Regions from separate parts of the Homo sapiens genome. Here region 1 is linked to region 2. A link is a contact called in ENCODE Hi-C or POLR2A ChIA-PET data. All regions are on one chromosome and are shown on one strand. The core of a region is the stretch at or near the end of the contact, and the rest is flanking DNA. Distances in the headings are between cores, read along the strand shown.

What was found. A loop is a pair of places that touch in the nucleus more often than their neighbours do. ChIA-PET counts read pairs that join two places held with the same protein, here RNA polymerase II (POLR2A). Pooled maps may share reads with other maps.
Region 1: a loop to region 2 is called in a pooled map, with 2.3 times the contacts of the local background. The contact joins two enhancer-like sites. A Hi-C loop is called at or near these places in 2 of 50 pooled maps. POLR2A ChIA-PET finds 5 or more read pairs at or near these places in 2 of 52 experiments (GM10248 and GM12878).

Annotation. Positions count from the first base shown.
Region 1 is chr6:106,139,495-106,147,325 of GRCh38, forward strand. No RefSeq gene overlaps it. Among named protein-coding and RNA genes, the nearest start is that of PRDM1, 57 kb to the left of the region's middle. RefSeq lists an enhancer at 2,285-2,334 and a silencer at 4,080-4,374. Within about 2 kb of position 2,022, at least 6 of the 41 ENCODE cell types and tissues checked have a DNase peak (open chromatin) inside an H3K27ac peak, as active enhancers do.
Region 2 is chr6:105,585,113-105,592,557 of GRCh38, forward strand. No RefSeq gene overlaps it. Among named protein-coding and RNA genes, the nearest start is that of LINC02836, 43 kb to the right of the region's middle. RefSeq lists an enhancer at 5,934-5,983. Within about 2 kb of position 6,084, at least 3 of the 41 ENCODE cell types and tissues checked have a DNase peak (open chromatin) inside an H3K27ac peak, as active enhancers do.

The DNA.
Region 1 (7,831 bases), core at 772-3,271, 550 kb after region 2:
AAGTGCTGGGATTACAGGTGTGAGCCACCGTGCCCAGCCTATATATGCATATTTTTCACGAGTGATAATCAGGCTTGCTTAAGAAAAACATTTTTACTGCTAAGTCCAATAATAATAAATGTAAGAAAGCACCAAATATTCTTAGTTTTTATAATAATATGTTTCTTTTTTCAGATGCCTGATTTTAATTACCAGGTCTTGAGAAAAATTCAGAGGTATAAAATATCAGGGGAAAAAAAAAGAATAGAAATGCCTGGTAAAGGATGCCTATACCTTTACAGAAAGACATCTACTCGTTCCTACTTTAAATAGGTTCCCATGGGTTGCAAAAAATAAAATGCTTCCCTTTGTCCCAACTCCCATAGAATTGGCTTTCATGGGCTTCGAATACCCAAACTATATACAGTCAACTCTCATTATTTGCAGATTTTGTATTTGCAAATTTATCTACTCACTAAACTTTATAACCCCCAAATCAACACTCATGAAGCATTTGCAGTCATCTGCAGACATGCACAGATGCAGAGCAGCACATTCGAGTCACCTAATATGCACATTCCCAGCTGAGGTTGAACAAGGTGACACTTTGCCTTCTTGTCGCAGCACTCATGCTGTAAACAAGTGACTTTCCGCAGTCTATTCAAAGCCATGTTTTTTTCCTCTTTATGTATTTTGTTAGTGATTTCACCATTTACAATGACCTCCGAGTGTAGTGCGGAGGTGCATCTCATGTTCCTAAGTGCAAGAAGGCTGTGATATACCTTGTGGAGAAAATCCATGGGCTAGATAAGCTTCCTTCGGGCATGAATGGTGCTGTTGGCTGTGAGTTCTATGTTAACAAAATCAACAATATGTATAAAATTAGGGATCTTTAAACAGAAACACACATGGCACAAGGTTATATATTGATCAGTTGATGAAAATGTTGTGACCAGGGCTCTCAGGAACTTAACCATATGTTTCCCTGGAGTGATGGTTCAGAATTTGTTAATTCAGTGTCCCAAGTGAGTTTATAGAATAACCACCACGAATAATGAGAAGCAACGGCACAAACTTTGTGTACACAGGCATTTTTTGAGAGAGAGAGAGAGCTATAATATTTATCAAATTCTCAAGGGGGTAACTGAAAAATGTTCAACCATTACTTCAGAACTTCTATTATGAGACAAATAGTGCTGGTCCTCTTGAGAAACCAAGGGAGTGGGCTCAGCTCAGTGACTGTCTGGATCAGCCCAGAAACAATGTAGGCTGCCATCTTGATCTGTGCTTTTCCCCAGGGACATGAGCAAGGGCACTTCTAGGCCAAGCAAAATCAATCGTGTTTCATAGATTTGGATTTAGAGGGCGCTCTAAACCAGCTCAGAGGAATGGTATGTTTTAGAATCCTAGGGAAATTGAGTTCTCCAATCATCACTTCAGTCAGCTAGGAAAGATACACTTTTGGCAGGGTGCGGTGGCTCACGCCTGTAATCCCAGCACTTTGGGAGGTCGATCACAAGGTCCGGAGTTCAAGACCAGCCTGGCCAATATGGTGAAACCCTGTCTCTACTAAAAAATACAAAAATTAGCCAGGTGTAGTGGCATGTGCTTGTAGTCCCAGCTACTTGGGAGGCTGAGGCAGGAGAGTCGCTGGAACCAGGGAGGCGGAGTTGCAGTGAGCCGAGATTGTGCCACACTCCAGCCTGGGCAACAGAGCGAGACTCTGTCTCAAAAAAATAAATAAATAAAAAAGATATCCTTTTAATAAAGAAAAAAAAACAACACATAAAACTTAAGAGTGTAATAATAGCTGCTGTTCATTGAATGCTTACCAGGAACTAGTATGATCATAAGGAACTCTTACAATCACCCTGAGAGGGAGGGCATGGCAAGCCCTAATTAATGGATGAAGAAACTAAGGCTCAAAGAGGTCAAGCCACTTTTCCAGGCAACATGGCTACGGTGGGAGGTGGGGCTGAGGTCAGAGCTCGGGTCTGCATGACTTCAAAGGCTCTACTCCTAACCACTAGACTAAACTTAAGCTGCACAGGCAGGGCGATGACTGGCTCTTCACCTTGGCTCTCCACCCAAGTCCTTTAACCATTGGGAGTGTGTTCAAGGTGATTCACTTAACTAACATCTGTTCTACGTACCCTTCTCAGAAGCCCATCGGCTAAGGTGGAGAGAGCTGACTGTACACTCCAGGGTGATGAACTCTAATTCTTTGGCTCTTCTTATATCTTAGCAGGTGGCAAATTCTAGGAGTTCCTAAAAATAGGTTGCAAATTCTAGGAGCTTCTAAAAATAGTGCTGGGACTTCAGCTTTGCTAGAGAAGGGATTATTCTGACCTTTCGTCTCAGGGGCCCCCCGCCCCGCATCCTGAGGGTGACAATTTCACTGCTTTGCATGACATTTGGTTTCTCTCACATGTGGCTGGTCGGATTATACTTTACAGGAAGTCAGAGAGAACCTCTAACCTCTGCCTGGGCTATTTATTGCTTTTCATTCTCTTTCTCTTCTACTCCTCACCCTCCCTTTGACTTCTTAAGTCTTTGAGACGCTTTTGAAACCCCCTACTAGTAGCCACATTTAGGGTGTGCTGGTGTACTGAGGAGGGAAGGGTGGTCAGGTGACAAGGGCCTGACCTGCTCACTCAGCCTGGTATCACTGTCTGCTCTTCCCCCCACTTCAGAAGTAGAATCACCCCATGATCAAGTCCCAGCTCTTTGAGGGAGGTGCTGCCTTGAAGAAAGTCACTTAATAGTACCATGCCTCCCTGTCCAATCTATAAAAATGAGGCGATCACACTTACCTACCAGGCAGAGGTGTTGTGAGGATTAATTATAGCCCTCAGGGCTTTGAGAGACGGCCAGATGAAAGGCTTTCTATAGCTAAGTTCCATCCTGGGCATGACTCTTCAGCTCTCAGCTTCCCTGCCAGTCACACTCTTCCAAAGTCACTCCTCAGGGGAGAGGAATGGCCTCACGTTGATGAGGTAGGATGTAAAATAGGAACAATATGCAGAACTGAGTCCAAAAGCCTTAATGTGGATTACTGAGAGCTGCACTCTCTGTGAATAGGAAGTGCAAGTTCAATGCGTAGTTGGTGGGGTCCTTGGAGGCACAGCAAGGTGAAGCCAAACAAAGGCACAATTGCCCACACCAGACCTTTCCTGTGGGTGGGAAGGGTTGCAGAAAGCCTTTTGTTCCAGCATCTATGCCTTTATGCTTATAAAGTTAGAAGGACTCAAGCAGCATGTGTAAGTGGATTTGGATGGAAGTGGAAATGGTGTTGAGGAGTTCAAATTACGGGCAGCTAAAGCAACTAAACCAGTCTCTCTGCCTGCTAAGAATCCCTGGCTTTCTCCATCCTGAGCTGGGGGTGGCAGGGTCACACACAGACACGCACATACATCCTGCCCTTCCAGCAGCAAATCTCCTCTGGGTGCTTCCTTTCTTGCACCAAGGGGACTGTCCCTGGCAACAAATGCCCAACCAGAACTCAAAATGCAGAAAAGCAGCACCAGCACTCCTGCCTTCCTAACATCTCTTAAGCAATTCTTTCAGGCTTACAAGAGATCCTGAAATATTTTCTGTTTCCATTTGGCCCTCTGACTGACTGAGAGGGTTGATGCCATTAGAGAGATTCCAATGGGATTATGGTCCCTAAATACCAGAGGTGGGAAGCATGAGCTTTGGAGCCAGGAAGACCATTCAAATCCCAGGCCTATCGTGCTCTAGCTGTGTGTCCTTGGACAAGCCACTTAACCTCTCTGTGCCTTAGTTTCCTCTTCTGTAAAATTGAGCTCCTATGTGGATATAAGAGTGAAATGAGAGACTGTATGTAATAGGGCCTGGCACAGAAAGCACACAATTCACATTAGCTATGCTGAGAAAGGCAGAGTGGGAGGTAGGTGACAGGTGAGGATTCTAGTCTGGGGAGGCTAATTTTCTTTTCTTTTTTAAATCGCTGCGCCATGTGAATTATGCTATCCCCATGCCAGAAAACCCCAAAGAGGGTTTTGGCTGTGCTGGAGCACACCCGGTTCACTTTCCCCTCGACCAGTGGGTCTGGCACATCTGGCTGGGTCCGCCTGGCTGGTGGTATTTCACCCCGGATGCTGTCTTTCCTCTGCTTTCTCTACACCCTAGAATTCTTCAGGAATAAAGTATCTCCTCACAAGAAAGTGAAAAGAATCAAATTTCCTGGCTCTGCTACCTCACCTTGCCCCTGTGAGCCGGGCGGTGGCCCCACTGTGCCAGCGCAGCAGTGGGAGCCCCAGGGGCTGCTCTGAACTGCCTGGGAGGGGTAAGAGAGGGCGGAACGCGGGGCCGTGCCTGGGGCTGCTCTGCTGCAGGGTTCCACTCCAGGCCACGGTAGCATTGTGGATGCGCGTTTGAACTTTGATGTATTTTGAAGCTGCAATTTTCAAATGTAACCACACCATAAACTTACTACTTAAAAAAAGAAATCTCACAGCACCTAGGCCACAGCACTAGGCCGCAGATCTTAGTCAAAAGAATGCACAGTGTGTGGTGTTAGCAGGGACACGGCAAGATTTCATGGTCACTGAGAAGCCCTTGAAATGGGTTCTGAGGCAATGAAGGTTGTCCTCACAGCAGCAGTGGTCCCCCACCAAGAGAGGCTGTTCCCCCACCCTCCCATCCCCCTGGCTGTAGGCTCAGGCCAACCATCCCTCCCACCCCCAGGCCCCACAGCTTCACTCTTAGGGGTTTAGACCTAGAACAAAATTGTAGATCTGTTGAAATATTCCTTTTTGGGGACTAAAATGGGAGAAGACAACCAGCAATGTCTAAACCTTCAAGTGAGTCCCCAGTGAAAGACTATCGATCCAAGAGAGAGTTTTGGGAAGAGAAATGCAGTGCCCCATACTTATATAAATGCTCACATGTTATATGTACATGTGAGCCTCAGATAGGCAGATTGGTAGATAGCTCTCTGTGTGTGTGTGTGTGTGTATATATATATATATATATATATATAATAATGATTTATTTTCTGATTACTTCTTTTTTTTTTTGAGACAGGGTCTGTTGCCCAGGCTGGAGTGCAGTGGCGTGATCTCAGCTCACTGCAACCTCTGCCTCCTGGGTTCAAGTGATTCTCCTGCCTCAGCCTCCCGAGTAGCTGAGATTACAGGTGTTTGCCACCACGCCCAGAAAATTTTCGTATTTTTAGTAGAGATGAGGTTTTGCCATGGTGGCCAGGCTGGTCTCAAGCTCCTGACCTCAGGTGATCTCCCTGCCTCGGCCTCCCAAAGTGCTAGGATTACAGGCGTGAGCCACTGCACCCGGACCCGTTTTCTGATTCCTTCTATAATTTATTTCAGAAGAAAATTTGGAAAACATTCAATGAAGAAAATTTGGAAAATACAGAAAAGCACAAAAGACGTGAAACCCCCTGGAACCTTCCCATCTAGCAGTAGAGATCCAGAGGCTGAATGGTGGCTGGCTGTTGAGCCAGAAGCCCTGCAGGAGGGTGGGAGAAGCATGCAGCAAGCCTCACCCCTTTACTGGCTCTGGCATCAATGACCAGTAATTGGACTTTTCTGGCCCACAGTTTCATCATCTGTGGAGGGGGGATATTACACAGACGGATTCTAGGGTCTTATCGGCCCAAGCATTTGAGAGAGTGTCAGATTCCAGGATAACAAGCCTGAAACAAGACATGGAGAACTCCTCAATGCTAGCCAGTGGCTAAAGGAGCTTCAGGTCAGATGTCCATGCAGAGACCATGGGGTTTCTGAAAGTGTCTGCTTTGCTAGAACATATTAAGAAGCTGTTTAACGTATCTTTGCACATCCTGCCAGGTGTCTGGAGTCTGTTGCAGTCACCTCATATGTCAGAGGGCACTGTTCAGCCCGGGGCTCGGGCGAGCTGGAGTGAACTCTGGCCTTGCCACTAGATTCTAGAGCCCCTGGGGCCTTATACAAGGCTCATCATGTCCCTGACCCTCAGGTTTCCCATCTGCAAAATGGGGAAAATAACATCTGCCTTCCCCAGCTGACAGAGTTGCTATATCAAAGGAACAAATATACATAGAGGCATCTATAAGAAAATATCAAGCCCCCAAAACATGTAAAAGAGATCCTTGCAGAAGTGAATCCATCCTCATGGAATTTTACTAAATGAAAAGTGGGGCTTCATTTCAGGTTGCATGCTGTCCTCAGACAGAGATGGCAGTCTTATCACCATCAGCGAGCACTCAAGTAAACATCAGTGAACTTACTAAACAGGTGAATGGGAAATAGAGAGGCAGTTTCAAACCCTGGCTTTCGGTAAATGTTAGCCTTACAGCCACAAAGTAGGCAGTGCTTTGACAGCAGGTGGGAGATGAGGAGAGAAGGTTTCCTGGCCCTTCACCTTGGTCACTGACTCAGTGTGAAACAGCGCCTGCAGGGAGGAGGGGAGTTCTCATCCTGGTTCTCAAATCAGCCTGCAGCCACAGTGGGAGCAGTGAGCCGAGTTCAGGGCTGAGGATGACTAAACAGCCTCCTCATCATTAATAACAATAATACTTGGCATTTATCTGGTTCTTTATGTTTTCAAAGTGCTTTACAATCATTAATTAGTTAACTAGCATGCACCACCACCCCGACGTCTGCCTGCTGTGCTGAGCAGACAAAAGAGCCCGGTGGGACCTGCCTGTCTGCCCGGGGATTGCAGAGCTGGGGGAAAGTGAAGGCTGGGGTGTGTGGGGAGGGGAGTCAGTATTAACATCAAGGACCAAATTCGGAAGGAGATAGTTACAAGTCCGTGCCAATAGACATGGGTGTGCATGTTCCTTGAGAAAGGATGTCAGGCACACAGGCAGGGACCTGGTCAACCTTTGGAGAGCTGGCTTCCATTCTGAGTGGGTAAGGATGCTGCCTTACAGGGGGCTTAGCATTCCCGTAAAAACTGACTGCTCTGGTCCCTGCCTAGAAAAGTAATATAGGACATTGGTTGCAACTGTGCCCTGAACAGCTGGCTTCAAACCATGGTAGAAGATAAATTCCCCTGCTCTTTGGAATGCTGGTGTATTTTTGGTGCTGTTTTTCTAAACTATAGGGTTCTGCACACGGCTGAGATCCAAACCTGTTGGAACTGTTTGTCTAACTTGCACTGGATACATAGAGATTAAATTCACTGCAAAGGGTTAAACACACGATGTCTCCTGGACACTCACTAGTGATGTTGATGCTGATGCTGATGCTGATGGAGATGGCGATTGGTCAACTGAGGTGAGCTTTCCCTCCTTCGCCTGTCTCCCAAGCTTTAAAATGGCAGGATACAATACAACTAAGCAATTTGGCCTAGGTGAGGTAGCAGAGCCCACAAACAAGTGTATTAAATGAAACTGGACATACTGATTGTCACTACCTAGTTACATGGAAATCTGATAGCTATTGTACTTAGAGAGTAGAGAAACCAAAGTCATAAGCCAAATAAGTGACCAGAAGAAAGCGATTAGTCATCTTTCTTCATGAGTGATCACAATGCCTCTGAAGCTTCTCCAGCTGCAACTTGCAATTTAGGGCCCTGTCTAATGACAGGGTGAGTTCCTCTTATTGATCTCCAGGCTTCTTGGGTAAATTAAATGGCAGGTACACAAAGAGGTGAGGGACAGGAGTGTGGCAGCAGCTTCAGAACTCTTGCTCTGTTAGCATGAGGTTCTAACAAAGCCATAGGTACCTGGGCTGCCCCACATCCCCAGAGCCAAGGCTTTGGAGCCAGTTGCCTTCTCCGGGTGAGGCATGCACCCTCTGCTGAGTCACCTTGATGTATGGCCCTCCTCATGGCTGTATCTGTCAGATCTCAGGAACTAAAAGCAAGAGGAGGGCTTGGTTTA
Region 2 (7,445 bases), core at 4,834-7,333:
GTCACTGATTATTCTGGGAGTAAGGATATATTGTGGACACTGAGAACATTGACAAATCATTAATTTAGTCCATAAATTATATTACAAATGCCATCAGTTGACAATGACATTTAAATCTATCTTTTTTTTACCCCTTGTTATTATATTGACAATTACCACACCAGTCGTTATGCATTAGCATGAGTATGTCTCCTTTTAATCAGAAGCATATTTATAGTAATACATTTTACTTTAAAAAACTGAACCTCTTGTTTAATTTGTCAAGGTTTTGTTTCTTTTATCATACATTTAATTGGAGAACTACTGAAATCATTTTGAGATCATTAAAATTTGAGAATGCCAAACAAATCTAATTTTTGATATTAGCTTTCAATTTATAAAGCAAGGAAGCAAATCTTTATACTACCTTATGGCCATTTAGAAAACCTACAGTTTAGATGTAATAGACATCATTAATATTTTTATTATCTGGAGCTGAAATTGGCAAAGACAATCAAGAAGAGTTGTTTTCAAAAAGCAAGGAGATATGTTATTAAAGCTACCTCACCAAAAGTCACAGAACTCAGTTAGCTTTCCAAGAGAGTCCTTCAAATACTTAAAAATAGGCCAGGCGCGGTGGCTCACACCTGTAATCTCAGCACTTTGGGAGGCCAACGCGGGCGGATCATGAGGTCAGCAGATGGAGACCATCCTAGCTAACATGGTGAAACTCCGTCTCTACTAAAAACACAAAAAATTAGCCAGGCATGGTGGCACGCACCTGTAGTCCCAGCTACTTGGGAGACTGAGGCAGGAGAATTGCTTGAACCCGGGAGGCAGAGGTTGCAGTGAGCCAAGATCACGCCACTGCACTCCAGCCTGGGCAATGGAGCAACAGTCCATCTCAAAAAAAAAGAAAAAAAATTGAGTAATGTTGTTTAAACTCTTTGGAAGCAGAGAAAAAGATAAATCACTTCCTGATGCACATAGTATTTATGAAGCTAGAATAACTGTGGGAGCAAACCCAACAGAATAAATGGGCAGTTTGATGTCCAACAATGAGGGATTCCAGAGAGCGGGGCAAAGGAGTCTCTCAGAGCAGGAGAATGAAGAGGGACTTCCAGGACATTTTTACTTGAGGATCCACGAACTCTGATCAACTCTCTGCTCCAAAGAAGGGTTCTGTGCTTGCTAAATGTAGTAACTGGCAATTGAACCAGTCCTGACACTCTCCCAAATTAGATGTATACGTGTGTGTGTGTGTGTGTGTGTGTGTGTGTGTGTGTGTGGCTGTGAGAGAGCGAGAGAAAGAGAGAGAGGCAGGGCCTCACTCTGCTTGCTCTGTCATACAGGCTGGAGTACAGTGGCATGATTTCAGCTCACTGCAACCTTGACTTCCCAGGTTCAGGTGATTCTCCTACCTCAACCTCCCAAGTAGCTGGGACTACAGAAGTGTGCCACCAAGTCTGGCTAATTTTTGTGTTTTTTGTAGACTGGGTTTCGCTATGTTGCCCAGGCCGGTCTCCAACTCCTGGGATCAAGCCATCTGCCCGCCTCAGCCTCCCAAAGTGCTGGGATTACAGGAATGAGCCACTGCGCCCAGCCTAGATGTATACTCTTTTCACTTGAGACCCACCTGTCTTTTCACTTAAAAAAAAATCAGATGTTATATTCTGGCATCAATGATAGAATCTCAGATTCCTGTTCTTTATTACAAAACCAAATAAAGTGGGGAGATTTCCCTCCTATAACCCTGAAGACATTCTTATTTCACAGCTACTCCCTTGGCCTGGACTATCGACGGACAACAGAAGTTTCATGGAAACCAGCTAAATAACAAGATAGCTGTGCAAAGCTTTCCTATGTGGTGAAGTCACTTTTATTTAGAAGATAATCAGCTGTTGTCACATCTTCACCTATGCTTAAAAAAAAAAAAAAAAAAAAAAAAACTAGGGTCTGTGCATGAGCCAGGATTAAACTAAGCAGCAAACACACCCAGAGAACTGAACAAAGGAGAGCAAGAAAGGGTTTAGAGATCACATGGATAATTATTTCTAAGGATCGCTGGGTGCTGGGAAAGTGTATTCTAAGGGGATGATACTGTGGGTAATAAAAAGCTATTTCTGGTTTTGTTTGTTTTTAATATATAATCTTCACTATCCAGCTGACTTAGAAAAAATTCATAAGTGATGCATGTCAGATATCAAATTCTATTAAAAACCTAAAACTCAGCTGTGTTCTTTCCTTCTTTCCCCTTATACCCCAAGGCAAGGAATCAAGGCTTCTAGACACCACCGGATGAGTCAAGGTACCGTGGCCCAGACAAACTAAGCACTGGTTCTGTCACCACATAGACACAAAGGCATTCAAGAAACCACAGCCCTCTGGCTTTGTTGCTCCTTCCTTCATAATCAAATCAACAGAGTGTGTTTGTAGAATTCACCCACAACACAAACAGATGCCGCGAAACACCTTGGAGCGGTTGGCCGGCAGAAATGCCCACTGAGCGGGCTGTGATTCACTCGGGAGGAGGAAGGCCTCGGAGGGCAGCCAATCGAAGACGGACCCAGGGAAAAGTCGCTGGGTTCTTACAGGAAGCGATCTAATTATGTTACTGTAATCCTCAAGCTCGCATTTTTCAGCCACCTCAACACGAACTCACAGACTTCAACGATTATGTAATTACGGAAAACTTCACAACAAACATGAAGATTCCTTCTGGAGGCCACATTGAAGACCGGGATGTGCATTAGAGCGTGGGAGGGAAGCACGCAGCTCACAAAAGGAAGAGCAAAGAGATGTATTGAACTTAAAAGGTTACATTTGAAAAGGGGCCCCTACCAGACCTCCCCTTTTGTGTGCACATTTTTTGCACCTGCAACTGTTTGCGGGCTCGAAAGCAATAGCCCTCCCCCTTCTCCCAAGAGGCCACGCTTTCATGCCTTGGCCCCAAATGTGTCATTTTCCTGCCAGGGGGAGAAATCAAAAGAAACCAAGTTTTTAGAACTTTGCTGTAAAGAAAATAATAGTTTTGAAAAGGATTGGAGCCACATTTTCAGGTTAGACACAGTTGTTAGAGAAATGTCAGAAGGAAAACGTTCCTCTTCACTTTCTTTCCTAGCTCGTTGAAGTTCTTCATTTCACTGGGTTCTGGGTGACATCTGTAGCATCCATTTCAGCGCAGTCTGCAGCAGGCTTTTGACTCCACAGCATGTAACTGTCCTCAGACCACCGTGTTCAAAGTCGAGATTCCAAATGGACCTTCCTGACTCTTCACAGAGAAGATGCCATATAAATCATTTCCATTAAAACAAACCTTTGATACCACCAGCGAATTGTGGAATTTTGATAATGATGCTTGTGAATGAAGTGCTGACAAATGGTCTTGCTTTAGATGGTGTTTGTGGGTGGGGCTTGGGTTAGAGCCAGGATCAACCTTGATTTTGGCCACTGATCCATTTCCTCTCTCCCCACCACCCACCTCATATGTTGAGATGAAAGTTACAGCAGAAAGCCTCTTTTGAACCATTATGAACAATTCTATTCAAAGCAGCATCTGTGAATTTTTATAAGACTGGCCAAGATTGGCTCAATTATTTCTCCATTCTCTCCAGGGGATAGAAAGTTTCCAATCAAGGGTTACAATGGAAGCAAAAATGTTATGTTCATGGGAGGTAGAATGCATTGCTAAATAGATGGAAGACAAAATAAAGTTCCTCAGTATACATAATAGCTCAAGGATGAACTTGGTTGAACAGATTAGAGGAACAGATGCAGATAAAATAAACTTCTCTCTCTTTGGTTTAACTTGGGAGACTGAGGATTTTCTATATGGTACAAACCTTGATGAATGTTGAGGATATAGGGGTTCTCATATATCTTATAATATACTAGTGAGTCATCTGGTGAGATGGCTGGAAGTTTTTTTTTTAAGTAGATATAATCTCATAAGTGAGGAGAAAATAAATCATTGTCTCAGCTAGAGAGAGTGATCCTTTTGAACCCTTATATGGTTCAATCTCATTTTAACATTTTTGAAGCAGGTAGGTTTGGGATTTCTGGTTCCTGTAAAGCAAAGCCCATGATGGTTCTTTGATTCAGTTGTCTCCTGGGGAAAATGAGGGAAGAAGGTTTAAGTGGTTTGTTATCAGTGGCTACTGAATTACACCTTTTACACCATTACTTTTTTTATTTATATTTATTTATTTTTATTTTTTGAGATGGAGTTTTGCTCTTGTTGCCCAGGCTGGAGTGCAATGGCACGATCTCGGCTCAGCACAACCTCCGCCTCCCAGGTTCAAGCGATTCTCCTGCCTCAGCCTCCCGAGAAGTTGGGATTACATACACCATTACTTTTAACGACAAAACCAGCAACTACTTTTGCACCAGTCCAATATATGGAGGGATTTACTGATGTATGAAATATGGGTTGGGGGTGATTAGAAGAGAGAGATGGAAAAGCTGGGATATCAAGAATAAAGCTTGTAGGATTAGAAAAAACAGAAGGAGGAAAGATGAGATAAGGTAAACTCAGAGCAAAGCATGAAATAGGAATTATGTTGGGCTACTCAGTGGGAGAAGTGACACGTGTCTCTTAAACATATGCTGGCCTGACCTTACTGGGGTCAAAGGGACAGTCAAGGAACCTGCCCTGAAAATGCCAAGAGGAGGCTGAGAGCCAAAGAAAGCAAGGGTCAGCCTCCTAGGAGGCCGCCTATCTACACAAATGAGTTTCCCAAGAAAGTCTCATTTATTTTAGGTCTCTTCTGTGGAATAAAACAATTCCCTCTTTGATGGGATTATATTTGTGGGAGGGAAAGGAGCAGGAGAAAATTCAGTGTCAAGGGCAAAAGTCCACTAAGATGATTCACCTGGGAGATATTTTTTGGAAGGTCTGATACCCTTAGGAGCTAGAAATCAATATTCAAAGATCTCCCATTCCAATGTCATTTAGGCTGCAAGTATGCAGATTTCAGGGCCTGTAGGGGGAATTTATCCGGTAGTGGAATCCTAACACATCTTTTCACTTTGTGAAGCTTGTTCTATGGGTAAATTTCATACCGCCTTGACTTGTACGAGTACAGAATAGGGGAAAGAGCAGTGGAATAAAACCTCAACATCCCAGAAATAGTTTAATTACAGTTTCATTTAGAGGAGAAAAGGAACAGACACTTTTTTATTTTCTATTTTATTTTTCTTCATTCTTTGAGAAAGCATGTCATTCATTTGGTTTTGTCTACTTCAGTATTCAAAATTCCCCTCTGGCCAGTACTGGGAGGCTTCTCTTCCAAGGAGAGGGCTCTCCCACTTCCTGGGAACAGGCTTTGTGCGCAGAAGCCCTGGAGAGTTCAGCAGCTGGTGCTGGGAAAGTTGGGGATTCAGGAACCCTGGAGCATCAGCAGTAAGTTCAACAAATAAGGTGTACCAAGGGTTTAAAATGTGCTCACCTTCACTTCCAAGCATAAGAAGAGGAGGCATAGGCCGGGCATGGTGGCTTATGCCTGTAACCCCAGCACTTTGGGAGGCTGAGGCAGGCAGATCACCTGAGGTGCGGAATTCAAGACCAGCCTGGCCAAACATGGTGAAACCCCGTCTCTACTAGAAATACAAAAATTAGCCAAGCATGGGCACATGCCTGTAATCCCAGCTACTTGGGAGGTTGAGGCGGGAGAGTCGCTTGAACCCAGGAGGCGGAGGTTACGGTGAGCTGAGATCGTGCCACTGCACTCCAGCCTGGACAACAGAGTGAGACTCTGTCTCAAAAAAAATAAAATAAATAAATAAATAAATAGTGGAGGCATTAAAAAAGATTAGAATAAAGAGATGCTAGAAGAAGCTATCTCTTCTTTCCATTTTGTAGATGCCATCAACCTGTTCTTGAATTGCATTCTTTTTGTCTTTGGGTCATTTCTTTCTCCCTTTATCCCAGCATGAAAGGGAGAAAGGGTGGTGGGTTTTAAGAACTAAAGTTTCTTTTGTAGGTATCTCTAGTCTCCCTCCAGCCTTGTGAATCTCTCAGCAATCCTGAGATGCTACTTAGGACCCGCCCCCAATGCCCCCTTCTGAAGAATGGCCTGATTTATAGACACTCCCTAACATAGTCAGAGGCTATTAGCAACTCTTCAGTTGCCCCACCTTCTAGATTATCTGTCTGCAGTTGGGAAATTCCACTAGCCACTTCCTGAAAACAAACTTTCTACTCTTAAGTCTGTAGATGACAGCTATTGAGTGCCTGGACAACTTGTCTGCCCCATATGCAGTTGTAGAGAAACACCTGAGCCTTTTGGGCCAGCAAAATCCCTCATTCCTTCTCTGCCCTTACCTAGTCCCGGTCTGTTTCATGGATTTTTCAGCACTTCCCCTATCAACTTGGCTATTCCCTGTTATTTGTAAAAGCCAAGTTGATAATCCCTCAAATTTTGCCAGTAAATTGATGCAAAATAAAAAAGTGAATCATTATGGATATACAGTTCAAGTTTTGCTAATCTATCCACAGTATTTATGGAGTGACCAATGTGTCCAGGAAGGGCCTGGTAGAAGAGGTTTTTTGGAGGCTATAAAACAACAACAACAACCACCAACAGATTAGATGCCTGTTGCAAAATTCAAGACAATCAGGAATCAACTAATACAACATCTATATGGCATAAGAAGTCTTCAAAACACCTCATTAATATATTAACTCACCACAAGTCAGTTTATATTCCAGAGTATAGTTTAATCAAATATTGTTTTGATGTAGCTACACACATATCAAATTTAAAAAATATACATTATGACTTGGTATTCATTTATTTGCCACCAAAACTAAGCTCTTGAAAACTCGGTATACTAAATATGTGTATTTTAAAAAGATGTTGCTTCTCCATCACATTAATAGAAATAATTACACTTGAAGAGACATAAATTATATTAGTTTTTTATATTGATGTTTCCGAATCAGAAAAAAAGAGTAATTGAATTAAATCTAATGTAAGGGAACAGCCTTAAACTCTTGGACTGGGGGGTAAAACCAGCAGGCAGATCCAGAAGGAAGGTTTGCAGAGTGTTGCTCAGGCAAACAAGATACAAAGGAAAGAAAGTCCTGGATGTTGTTAGGTAGAGCAGGATATTAATACCTAAGAACATTAGGTCTGAGGAAAGAGTCTTTTTCAAACACAACTACCTTGGAGAAAATTTGAACTGCCATCTCTCAGTGATTCCTTTTAGGATAATTTCCTGTTTGCATGTTTACCATGTGCAATAAAGAAATAGTTCTGTTAGACTTATAAGAAAAGGGGCTACACAGCTGACTACTGAGACCTACCAGCCCTTCCTAGTCTTGAAACCAAACCTGGCCTGACTCAGAAAGAACTCAGTATTAAGGCATCCCTAAAACTCATCTGGCCAAGATCTCAACTTCTTGATTTATGGGTTTCTGCCTTGTAAGACCTGGCCCCTACCCAGGGATGCCTGAGTCACTCCCA